2 separate regions of the Homo sapiens genome follow, and region 1 is linked to region 2. Evidence: chromatin loops called from intact Hi-C (ENCODE). Cell type or tissue: endothelial cell of umbilical vein. All regions are shown on one strand. Each heading gives the region's core, and the rest is flanking DNA. Links, peaks and the distances in the headings are about the cores only.

Evidence for each region. A loop is a pair of places that touch in the nucleus more often than their neighbours do. Peaks named below come from ENCODE experiments on the same cell type or tissue, not always from the same donor. Only the 100,000 strongest peaks of a DNase experiment are listed, where the experiment ranks them.
Region 1: a loop joins it to region 2, with 3 times the contacts of the local background. A loop is called at or near these places in 1 of 110 quality-filtered maps.

Annotation. Positions count from the first base shown.
Region 1 is chr16:53,069,329-53,074,709 of GRCh38, reverse strand. All of the region lies in intron 1 of CHD9 (chromodomain helicase DNA binding protein 9), which reads right to left. Among named protein-coding and RNA genes, the nearest start is that of CHD9, 17 kb to the right of the region's middle. RefSeq lists an enhancer at 2,449-2,608. In endothelial cell of umbilical vein, for the core only: no CTCF peak of the experiment used is centred there; a DNase peak (open chromatin) is centred at 2,489; H3K27ac peaks cover 439 bases.
Region 2 is chr16:53,157,793-53,163,173 of GRCh38, reverse strand. All of the region lies in intron 2 of CHD9 (chromodomain helicase DNA binding protein 9), which reads right to left. Among named protein-coding and RNA genes, the nearest start is that of CHD9, 110 kb to the right of the region's middle. In endothelial cell of umbilical vein, for the core only: a CTCF peak has its summit at 3,123 (motif pointing right); a DNase peak (open chromatin) is centred at 3,113.

The DNA of each region.
Region 1 (5,381 bases), core at 157-5,156, 88 kb after region 2:
CTGTGCAGCCACAGGCTCAACACCACATGGAAGCTGCCAAGGCTTGGTGCTTGCACCCTCCGAAGCCATGGCCCAAGCTCTACATTGACCCCTTTCACCCACGGCTGGAGTGGCTGGGATGCAGGGCACCAAGTCCCTAGACTGCACACAGCATGGGGACCCTGGGGCCTATCCACAAAACCATTTTTTCCTCCTCAACCTCTGGGCCTGTGATGGGAGAGGCTGCCGCAAAGGTCTCTGCCATTTCCTGGAGACATTTTCTCCATTGTCCTGGGGATTAACATTCAGCTCCTCATTACTTATGCAAATTTTTGCAGCCTGCTTGAATGTCTCCTCAGAAAATGGGATTTGCTTTTCTATTGCATTGTCAGGCTGCAAATTTTCTGAACTTTTATGCTCTGCTTCCCTTTTAAAACTGAATGCCTTTAACAGCACCCAAGTCAACTCTTGAATGCTTTGCTGCTTAGAAATATCTTCCACCAGATACCCTAAATCATCTCTCTCAATTTCAAAGTTCCACAAATCTCTAGGGCAAGGGCAAAATGCCACCAGTCTCTTTGCTAAAACATAAAGAAGAGTCACCTTTGCTCCAGTTCCCAACAAGTTCCTTAACTCTATCTGAGACCACCTCAGCCTCGATTTCATTGTCCATATCATTATCAGTATTTTGTCAAAGCCATTCAACAAGTCTCTAGGAAGTTCCAAACTTTCCCACATTTTCGTGTCTTCTTCTGAGCCCTCCAAACTGTTCCAATCTCTGCCTATTACCCAGTTCCAAAGTCGCTTCCACATTTTTGGGTATCTTTTCAGCAGCGCCCCACTCTACTGGTACCAATTTACTGTATTAGTCTGTTTTTACACTGCTGATAAAGACATACATGAGACTAGGAAGAAAAGGAGGTTTAATTGTTCCACATGGCTGAGGAGGCCTCAGAATTATGGTGGGAGGCAAAAGGCACTTCTTACATGGCAGCAGTTAGAGAAAATGAGAAAGATGCAAAAGCAAAAACCCCTGATAAACCCATCAGATCTCATGAGACTTATTCACTACCACGAGAACAGTACTGAGGAAACCATCCCATGATTCAAATTATCTCCAACTGGGCCGCTCCCACCACAGGTGGGAATTATGGGAATACAGTTCAAGATGAGATTTGGGTGGGGACACAGAGCCAAACCATATTACCATATGATCTAGCAGTTCCACTTCTGGATATATATTCAAAAATATTGAAAACAGAGTCTCAAAGAGATATTTGTACATTCACATTCATAGCAGCATCATTCACAACAGTCAAGAGGTAGAAGCAATCCAAGTGAACATCAACAGACAAATGGATAAGACTGTGGTACATAAACATATACAGTGGAATAGTATTCAGCCTTAAAAGGAAGGAAATGCTGACATAGGCTACGACACGGATGAACCTTGAGGTCATCACGCTAAGTAAAATTAGCCAGTCACCAAAAACAAATACTATCTGATTCCACTGGTATGAGGCACTCAGAGTAGTCAAATTCATAGAGACACACAGCAGATTGGCTGTTGCCAGGGCTACGGGGAGGCGAAAATAGAAAGTTAGTGTTTAACGGGTACAGAGTTTTAGTTTTACAAGATGAAAGGAATTCTAGAGATGGATAGTGGTGATGGTTACACATCACTATGAATATATTTAATATCACAGAACCATAGATATGAAAATGGTTATAGGGATGGCCGGGCGTGGTGGCTGAAGCCTATAATCTCAGCACTTTGGGAGACCGAGGCGGGTGGATCACCTGAGGTAAGGAGTTCAATACCAGCCTGGCTAACATGGTGAAACCACGTCTCTACTAAAAATACAAAAATTAGCTGGGCGTGGTGGCAGGCGCCTGTAGTCCCAGCTACTCAGGAGGCTGAGGCAGGAGAATTGCTTGAACCCGGGAGGTGGAGTTTGCAGTGAGCCAAGATTGTGCCACTGCACTGTAGCCTGGGCAAAGAGCTAGACTCTGTCTCAAAAAAAAATAAAAAAAATAAAAAAATAAAAAGTTATAGGCTGGGCATAGTGGCTCATACCTATAATCCCAGCATTTTGGGAAGCTGAGGCAAGAGGATTGCTTGAACCCAGGAGTTCGAGACCAGGCAACATATTGAGACCCTGTCTCTACAAAAAATTAAAAAGTTAGCCAGGCATGGTGGGGTGGGGTGAGGTGGGGTTGGGGGTCGCTTGAGCCCAGGAGTTAGAGGCTACAGTGAGCTATATGATTACACCACTGTACTCTAGCCTGAGCAACAGAGCAAGACCCTGCCTCAAAAAAAAAAAAAAAAAAGTTATGGTGATAAATTTTACATGTATTTTTTAAATTGGAAAAAAATATTGCAGGGATCCCAATTATAAAAAAAAAAAAAGACTTATGGCTTTCCTTCCAAAGTAGAAAGGCAGAAATGGAAAAATGAGTTTTGGTTGCTATGGAAATAGGAGTTGGCTGGGCCTGCAGGAGCAGCAGCTGGAGGGGAACAAGTGGCCGGGAAGTTGGCCCTGTGACAGAGGGGGGCTTCCGGCTGGGGATAAGACAACAACAGACTTCAGCAGGGAGAGTAGGAGGTAGAAAGAAGAAAGAAAAGGAGACAGAGTCTGTCTCTAGACACTGGCGCCTATGAATTCTGCAGACATTTGGATACAGAGGTGGGTGTGCATGCATGTGTGTCTGTGTTGCACATGTATCCCCAGAGGCCAGAAAAACAAGATGCACAATAAACTCAATGCCTGAAAAAGAACACAGTTTCACCAGCTGTCCTGAGGGTAAGAAAGCCCCCAAACCGTTGAGTGACAGAAGAGGAAAGGCCTGCCGTTGAAATGCTTTCTGGGGTATGGGGAAATGCCTGAGTAGGGCTGGCCATCACACTGTGTTCCCTCACCTTTGTCCTCAGCACAGTTCTTCAAACTGAAACCGAGGTGGGCCAGAAAGACAGACAACAAAATCCCCGCAGGGTGAGCAGGACCGAGGGGTGGGCGAGCTGATGGCTCTCTTTCTTCTGCAGCTCTGAGTGACTGTTTCTGCTTCAGTCTCCATGATGCTGGGGCTCTGGGGTCTTCTAGCCTGAGGCTTTAAAGGCACCTGAATGTTCTCAGAATCACTTTCTGGGAAGATGTATTGATTATGCCTATAGTGATGACAAGTCTTTGCTGGCCCCCAGGAGGGCTCACCTGAGGGAATATTTTACTATTCCCATTCCTACCCCAGGAAGAGGAACTCGCAAACCCTTTCTTACAATCACAGTGGGGTGAATGGGTAGGGGCTCACATTTTTGAAATGACTTAAACCTAGGCTTTTGACTCTATATAACACTGTCATTGTCTATATAACACCATCTCTGAGACACACTGAAGGGACCAAACAGTTCAAAATGACTACCATATTAGTATCCTGTTTTGCATTTCTTCATTTTTAAATATATCAAGAGCCTCAAAAATGAATGTGAGTATTGAAAAGAACATAATACTTAGGAATAAATTTAATCAAGGAGGTGAACGTCTTCTACACCAAAAACTACAAAACACTGGTGAAAGAAGTTAAAGAAGATATAAGTAAATGGAAAGACATCCCATGATGACTTGGAAGACATAATATTGAGATGTCAGTGCTACCCAAAGTGATCTACAGAGTCAATGTAATTGCTATCAAAATCTCAATGACTTTTTGCAGAAATAGAAAAATCCACCCTAAAATTCATAAGCAATCCCAAGGGACCCCAAATAGCCAAAATAATCATGAAAAAGAACAAATCTGGAGGACTCACACATCCTGATTTCAAAACTTACTACAAAGCTACAGTAATCAAAGCAATGTAGTATTTGCATAAAGAAAGACATATGGCCAGGTGCGGTGGCTCATGCCTGTTATCCCAGCACTTTGGGAGGCCAAGACAGGCGGATCACTTGAGGTCAGGAGTTTGAGACCAGCCTGGCCAACATGGTGAAATCTTGTTTCTACTAAAACTACAAAAATTAGCTGGGCATGGTGGTGCATGTCTGTAGTCCAGCTATTCAGGAAGCTGAGGCAAGAGAATCACATGAACCCGGGAGGCAGAGGTTGCAGTGAGCCAAGATCACGCCATTACACTCCAGCCTGGGTGACAGAGCAAGACTCCAAAAAAAAGAAAGACAGAAAGAAAGAGAGAGAGAGAGAGAGAGAGGAAGGAAGGAAGGAAGGAAGGAAGGAAGGAAGGAAGGAAGGAAAGAAAGAAAGAAAGAAAGACATGCTACTCGTGCAAAAAAATGAAGTTGTATCCTTAACCTTACATGACATACAAAAAGTAACTCAAAATGGATCAAAAACTTAAAATATAAGAGCTAAAACCATAACACTCTTAGAAGAAAATATAGAGGGAAAACTTTATGACATTGATTTGGCAATGATTTCTTGAATACAACACCAAAAGCACAAAAGAAAAAAATACATAAATTAAACATTAAAATTAAAAACTTCTGTGCATTCAAAGGACATAATTAACAGACTAAAAAGGCAATCCACAGAGAAAATACTTGGAATTGTTATCTGGTAAGGGACTGATACCCAAAATAGATAAAGAACCCCACAACTCAACAACAAAGAAACAAACAACCCAGCCTGATTTTAAAAATCAGCAAATACCTTGAATAGATATTTTTCCAAGGAAGATATACAAATGGCCAGTAAGCGCATGAAAAGATGCTCAACATCACTAATCATTAGAAAACTGAAAATCAAAACCACAATGAGATACCACTTCACACCAGGATAGGACACCTATGATCAAAAAAAACCACACACAAACAAACAGAAAATAACAAACGTTGACAAGGATGTGGAGAAATGGAAACCTTGGTGCATTGTTGGTGGGATGTAAAATGGTACAGCAGCTGTTGAAAATGATATGATGATTCCTTGAAAAATGGCACACAGAATTACCATAAGATCCAGCAATTCCATTATAGGTATATATTCAACAGAATTGCAAGTAGGAACATAAACAGATATCTATACACCCATGTTCATAGCAGTGTTATTCACAATAGCCAAAAAGTGGAAGTAACCCAAGTGTCCACCAACAGATGAATGGATAAACACACTGTGGCAGATACATACCACAGTCTATTAAAATGGAATATGAACCTTGAAGACATTAGGCTTAGTGAAATAAGCCAGTCACTAAAGGATAAATACTGTGTAATTCTACCTAGATGAGGTACCCAGAGTAGTCAAACTCACAAAGACAGAAAGTAAAATGGTGGTTGCCAGGGATGGGGTTAAGGGGGAAGGGGAGTTGTTTAATGGGGACAGAGTTTCAGCTTGGGAAGATGAAAAAGAGTTCTGGAGATGGATAGTGGTGATGGTTGTACAACAATGTGAACGCACTT
Region 2 (5,381 bases), core at 132-5,131:
AAGAGATCTCACTGGAATCTTACATAACACAACAGCAACAGTGATTATCTTTTGGTAATAATATTACAAACGACTTATTCTTCACATTATTTTTGATACCCATTTTTTTATAACAACCATTTATTAAATTTGTCAGGCACCTTGGTAGGCTGAGGTGGGAGGATTGCTGGAGGCCAGAAGTTTGAGTCCAGCCTGGGCAACAAAGTGAGACCTTGTCTCCACAAAAAATAAAAAAAGTTAGCCAGGCTTGGTGGCTCACTACAGGGGAGGCTCAGGCAGGAGAACTGCTTGAGTCCAGGAGATGGAGGCTGCAATGAGCCATGATCACGCCCCACTGCACTCCAGTCTGAGTGACAAAGACCCTGTCCCCCACCAAAAAAAAAAAAAAAAGGCTTATATGTGCTGCTCAAACCTATCTTTCTTTTACAAGTTTTTTTTAAGTTTATAAGTAATGTAAATTTCTCTATCTTCAGGAAAAGAAATAATAATTCAAGGTAATAAACTACAAAATCTATCAAAATACAAAAGGCAATAAAACATTATGTATGAGTATATCTTAAAATTCTATTTCCTGTTTCGAATGCCAGTTCTGCCATCCCTCATAACATGTTTCACTTACACAGAATTTTTACACTAAACTTAATTTACAAACATTGAGAGATCACACAGTGCTCCACATGTTATTTCCACTTCACGAATAAGACAAAAACTAAAGATTCTGCTATAAAGACAGCAGAAAATATTTGTTATGAGAGCAATAAAAAGTTCAGAGTATTATTCTCTCAAAATTCCTTTGCTCCAAAAATTAGAGATGATAAATAAGCTAGTATTTTCCCTATGTTAGTCTTGTACATACTTACATTTGGAAACACTTGCTATAGCTTCTCACTTTTTTTCTTTTTTCTTCCTCCTCCCAACAACCCTACTATTCTTCATCTCCCTCTGGCCTCTCTTCCCACTGTGTCCTGGCTCCTCTCTCTTTTCTAAGCAGTAAAATTCTAGAGTCAAATCAGCAATATTCACTGTTGTTAACAATTGACACATAGTTTAGCGTACGCTGAGATATTTGAAGTGATATCTACAATCACCCCACTATAGTTGGGAAATTTAAAAAAGCAAGGCTGGGTCAGGCACAGTGGCTCACACCTGTAATCCCAGCATTTTGGGAGGCTGAGGTGGATCACTTGAGCTCAGGAGTTCGAGACCAGGCTGGCCAACATGGCAAAACCCCATCTCTACAAAAAAATACAAAAATTAGTGGGGCATGGTGGTGCATGCCTGTGGTGCCAAGCTGCTTGGGAAGCTGAGGCGGGAGGATCGCTTAAGCCCAGGAGGCAGAGGTTGCAGTAAGCTGAGATCTACCACTGCACTCCAACCAGGGTGACAGAGTGAGACCATCTCAAAAACAAAAAAGAAAGAAAAAAGCAAGGCTTAGAAATATTCTTTAAATATTCAACATTCTCACTAAAGCGTTCTAGAATTCTAAATAGATTGTCATCCATGGTTTTTTAAACAGTAGGTTAAAGAATGTCTTGTTTTGGCTCTAACAAAACATACCTCAAAATTATTTTTCATAAACTAAAAAATTATGCCACTTCATTATGTTTAAATCTGTTAACTTTTATACACATGTAGTGATGTTAATTTAGTCTAAAATGAAATTACTACAATTAAGAGAGTTAAAGAAGCCCAACAAAGAACCCAGAAAAAAATTTCTTTCCATAGAACCTGTGGAAGCATCATAATAATATAAGAACTCCTTATTAATATAACATTTCAGCTATGTAGTACCATAACTATACAGAACATGCAAAAATTATATAGGTAAAAAAGTCTATGCTCTGTCAAAATTTGTCATGAATTCCACATATTAAATCATTTGCATTTCATATATTTAAGATGTGTGACCTATAATTCAGTACATATAAAACTGATATGCAACATACAATAATCATAATAATCCTCTCTACCAATCCATCTCTCTTTTTCACTCTCACAATCAACGAATCCCAAATATCACTGTTTAAACTAAGAAGTAATAGGAAACTTGAGAACAGAGTGTTTTTTTCTTTTTTCTTTTCCTTTTTTTGAGACAGGGTCTCACTATTACCCAGGCTGGTAAGTGGAGCAACACAATCACAGCTCACTGCAGCCTCAAACTCTCAGGCTCAACTCATCCTCTTGTCTCAACCTCTCAAAGTGTTGGGATTACAGGCATAAACCATGGCACCTGGTCGAGAACAGACTTTCTTTTCTTTTTTTGTTTTGAGACAGAGTCTTGCTCTGTTGCCCAGGCTGGAATGCAATGGTGTGATCTTGGCTCATCACAACCTCAGCCTCCCGGGTTCAAGCGATTCTCCTGCCTCAGCTTCCCAAGTAGCTGGGATTACAGGCATGGGCCACCACGCCCAGCTAATTTTTGTATTTTTAGTAGAGACGGGGTTTCACCATGTTGGCCAGGCGGGTCTTGAACTCCTGACCTCAGGTGATCCACCCACCGCGGCCTCCCAAAGTTCTGGGATTACAGGCGTGAGCCACTGCGCCTGGCCGAGAATAGACTTTCAGTAAGTCAAAAAAGAATTCCAAACAAACTGCCCTTTATCAGTTTTTGGACATGTGAAAAAAGAACAAGTTAACAAAACAAGAAAAAAAAAACTGAAACAAAAAAGTGAGTGACTTAAAACCGTATTTATCAGTGTAGAATAAGATGATTTAAGGTAGGTCTGAAAATAACTTCTCTCAGATGGAGTGCTCTCTATCTACATGCTAGCATTAGAGACTGCTTTAGTTATTTATAATTATCCTCCATTCATTCCAAATCTATAAAAAGGAGTCCTTACTACTTTTTAAAGCCCGGGAAACATGTTTAGAAATGCATTAATTAAAAAACAAAACAAAAGCAACAAAAAGACATGAATCAAAATGATAAAGTCTTAGGAGAATAAAATGTTTAAAAATAAATCAATAAGCTCTCATAATTTCAAGTATACACTGGACAAAAATGATTGGTCAAACTAGTCAGAAACCTACATACAAAGTAGATAGATGCACCTAAGTTCAATCAGTGGAGAGTTTTCCCAGGGTCCTTCTGAGATGCTTGATCTTCCTCCAGTAGGGGGAGCAAAATCACAATACTCAACTCATGTCATAAAAAGAGGGGGACATGGAGGGTTTATAAGTGTCTTTTAAATGTTTCTACATCTCCCTAGACATTTCAAAAAATATGCTGAAATATCGTTCTGAAATAGAACTAAAGTGGCCGGGCATGGTGGCTCACGCCTGTAATGCCAGTACTTTGGGAGGTCAAGGCCGGTGGATCACCTGAGGTCAGGAGTTCAAGACCAGAGATCAGCCTGGCCAACATGCTGAAACCCCGTCTCTACTGAAAATACAAAAATTAGCTGGGCATAGTGGCACACACCTATAATCCCAGCTACTCAGGAGGCTGAGGGAGGAGAATCACTTGAACCTGGGAGGCAGAGGTTGCAGTGAGTGGAAATTGTGTCAGTGCACTCTAGCCTGGGAGACAGAGTGAGACTCCTTCTCAAAAAAGGAAAAAAGAAATAGAACTATAGTCAATCCAATGGGAAAGACAAAGATTTTTTCTTTTTCAAATACTTCAAGGCTTTAAAATGAAAAATGGATCCCTAAATATTTAATTTCAAGAACTTTGGTATATTTCATTGTCCACAGAATCTCACAGGTAACCAAGGTATTGAAGCATTTTATGAATCCTTAATTTAACAAGAGAATTTTTAAAAACATAAAATATTACATTAATTTTTTATTATAAAAGTAATATGTTCACGACAAAATTGTAGAAAGTAAGGGAAAAACTGCACTACTTAAACCTATTTTCTTCTGGTATTTTTTTCATATACAAATTTTCTTTTTTTCTCAGAGGGTCTGATTCTAATGCCTAGACTGGCAGTGGTGTGATCATGGCTTACCTCAGCCTGGAACTCCTGGGTTTGAGCTATCTGCTCACCTCAGCCTCTTGAGTAGCTGGGACTACAGGAGTGCACCATCATACCTGGCTAATTTTTTAAAAATGTATTTATTGTAGAGACAGAGTATCGTTACATGGTCCAGGCTGGTCTGGAATTCCTGGTCTCAAGCAATCCTCTCACCTCAATCTCCCAAAGTGCTGGGATTACAGGCATAAGCTAACATAACTGGCCCATATACATATTTTCATACTACTATGAAAAAAAGTATAATTAATAAAAACACTTAAGACTGGGCAGAGTGTCTCACGTCTATAATCCCAGCACTTTGGGAGGCCGAGGAGAGTGGACTGGTTGAGTACAGGAGCTCAAGATTAGCCCAGGCAACATGGCAAGATCACATCTTTACAAAAAATACAAAAAAAGCCAGGCATGGTGGCACATGCCTATAGTCCCAGCTACCCAGGAGGCTGAGGCAGGAGGATCACCTGAGCCCAGGGAGGTTGAGGCTGCAGTGAGCCCTGATGGTGCCACTGCACTTCAAACTGGGTGACAGAGTGAGACCCTGTCTCAAAAGAAAAATTAAAAAAAAACAAAAAAAAGTATTAATTTCTAACTATATGCTAGGCATAGTCTAAGCATGTTTACATGTTATAAATCTATTAATCCTTTATTATTTCACATTTTAAAGATGAGGAAAAAGAGACGCACGGAAATTATCTAAGTCAAAGTCACCCAACTACTAAGTAACAGGACCCACAATTCTAAACCAGGTAGTCTGGTATCAAAGGCCACACTCTTAACCTTACTTCACTGTGATCTTAATTTTGAATTACGCTCTTTTCTCCATCATTAACATATTCTCAATGTTAGTGTTCAAAATCTTTTTAGTGCCTATGGTCTATCGTGATTACAATAATGAGCTATGCTTTTTTCAGCTGTCCCTTGTAAGTATATTAAGACAAATATCTTTGGGTATATACTTCTGCTATGTCTGGGTTATTAAAATGGAGAATTTTTATATTCTTTAATCTAGTACCAAATTGCTTTTCAAAATATTTGCATTAATTAACAAAGCCATGTAGGTACCAATTTCACCATAAATTTGTCAGCATTAAGCATTAACATTTAACATGTTTTTCTAATAGGTAAAAATAAAACCATTCTAAATTTATTTTTTATTATTAAAGCTGCATATTATTCTGGTTTTGTTTACTAATTTAATTTCCTTTTTGTGAATTTCAGCTTATATGTTTTATCTAGTTATCAACTGAGGTCTTAAAAGTTTGCTAATTTATAAAGCTTTTTATAGGAATATTAACTCAATGTTAATTGTATTTGCAATAAAATTTTCCCAGTCTGGTTTTTCCCTTTTAATTATGATTATTAAGTTGTTTTTGATAAAATAACTTTCTCTCAAAGGTATTCATAAAC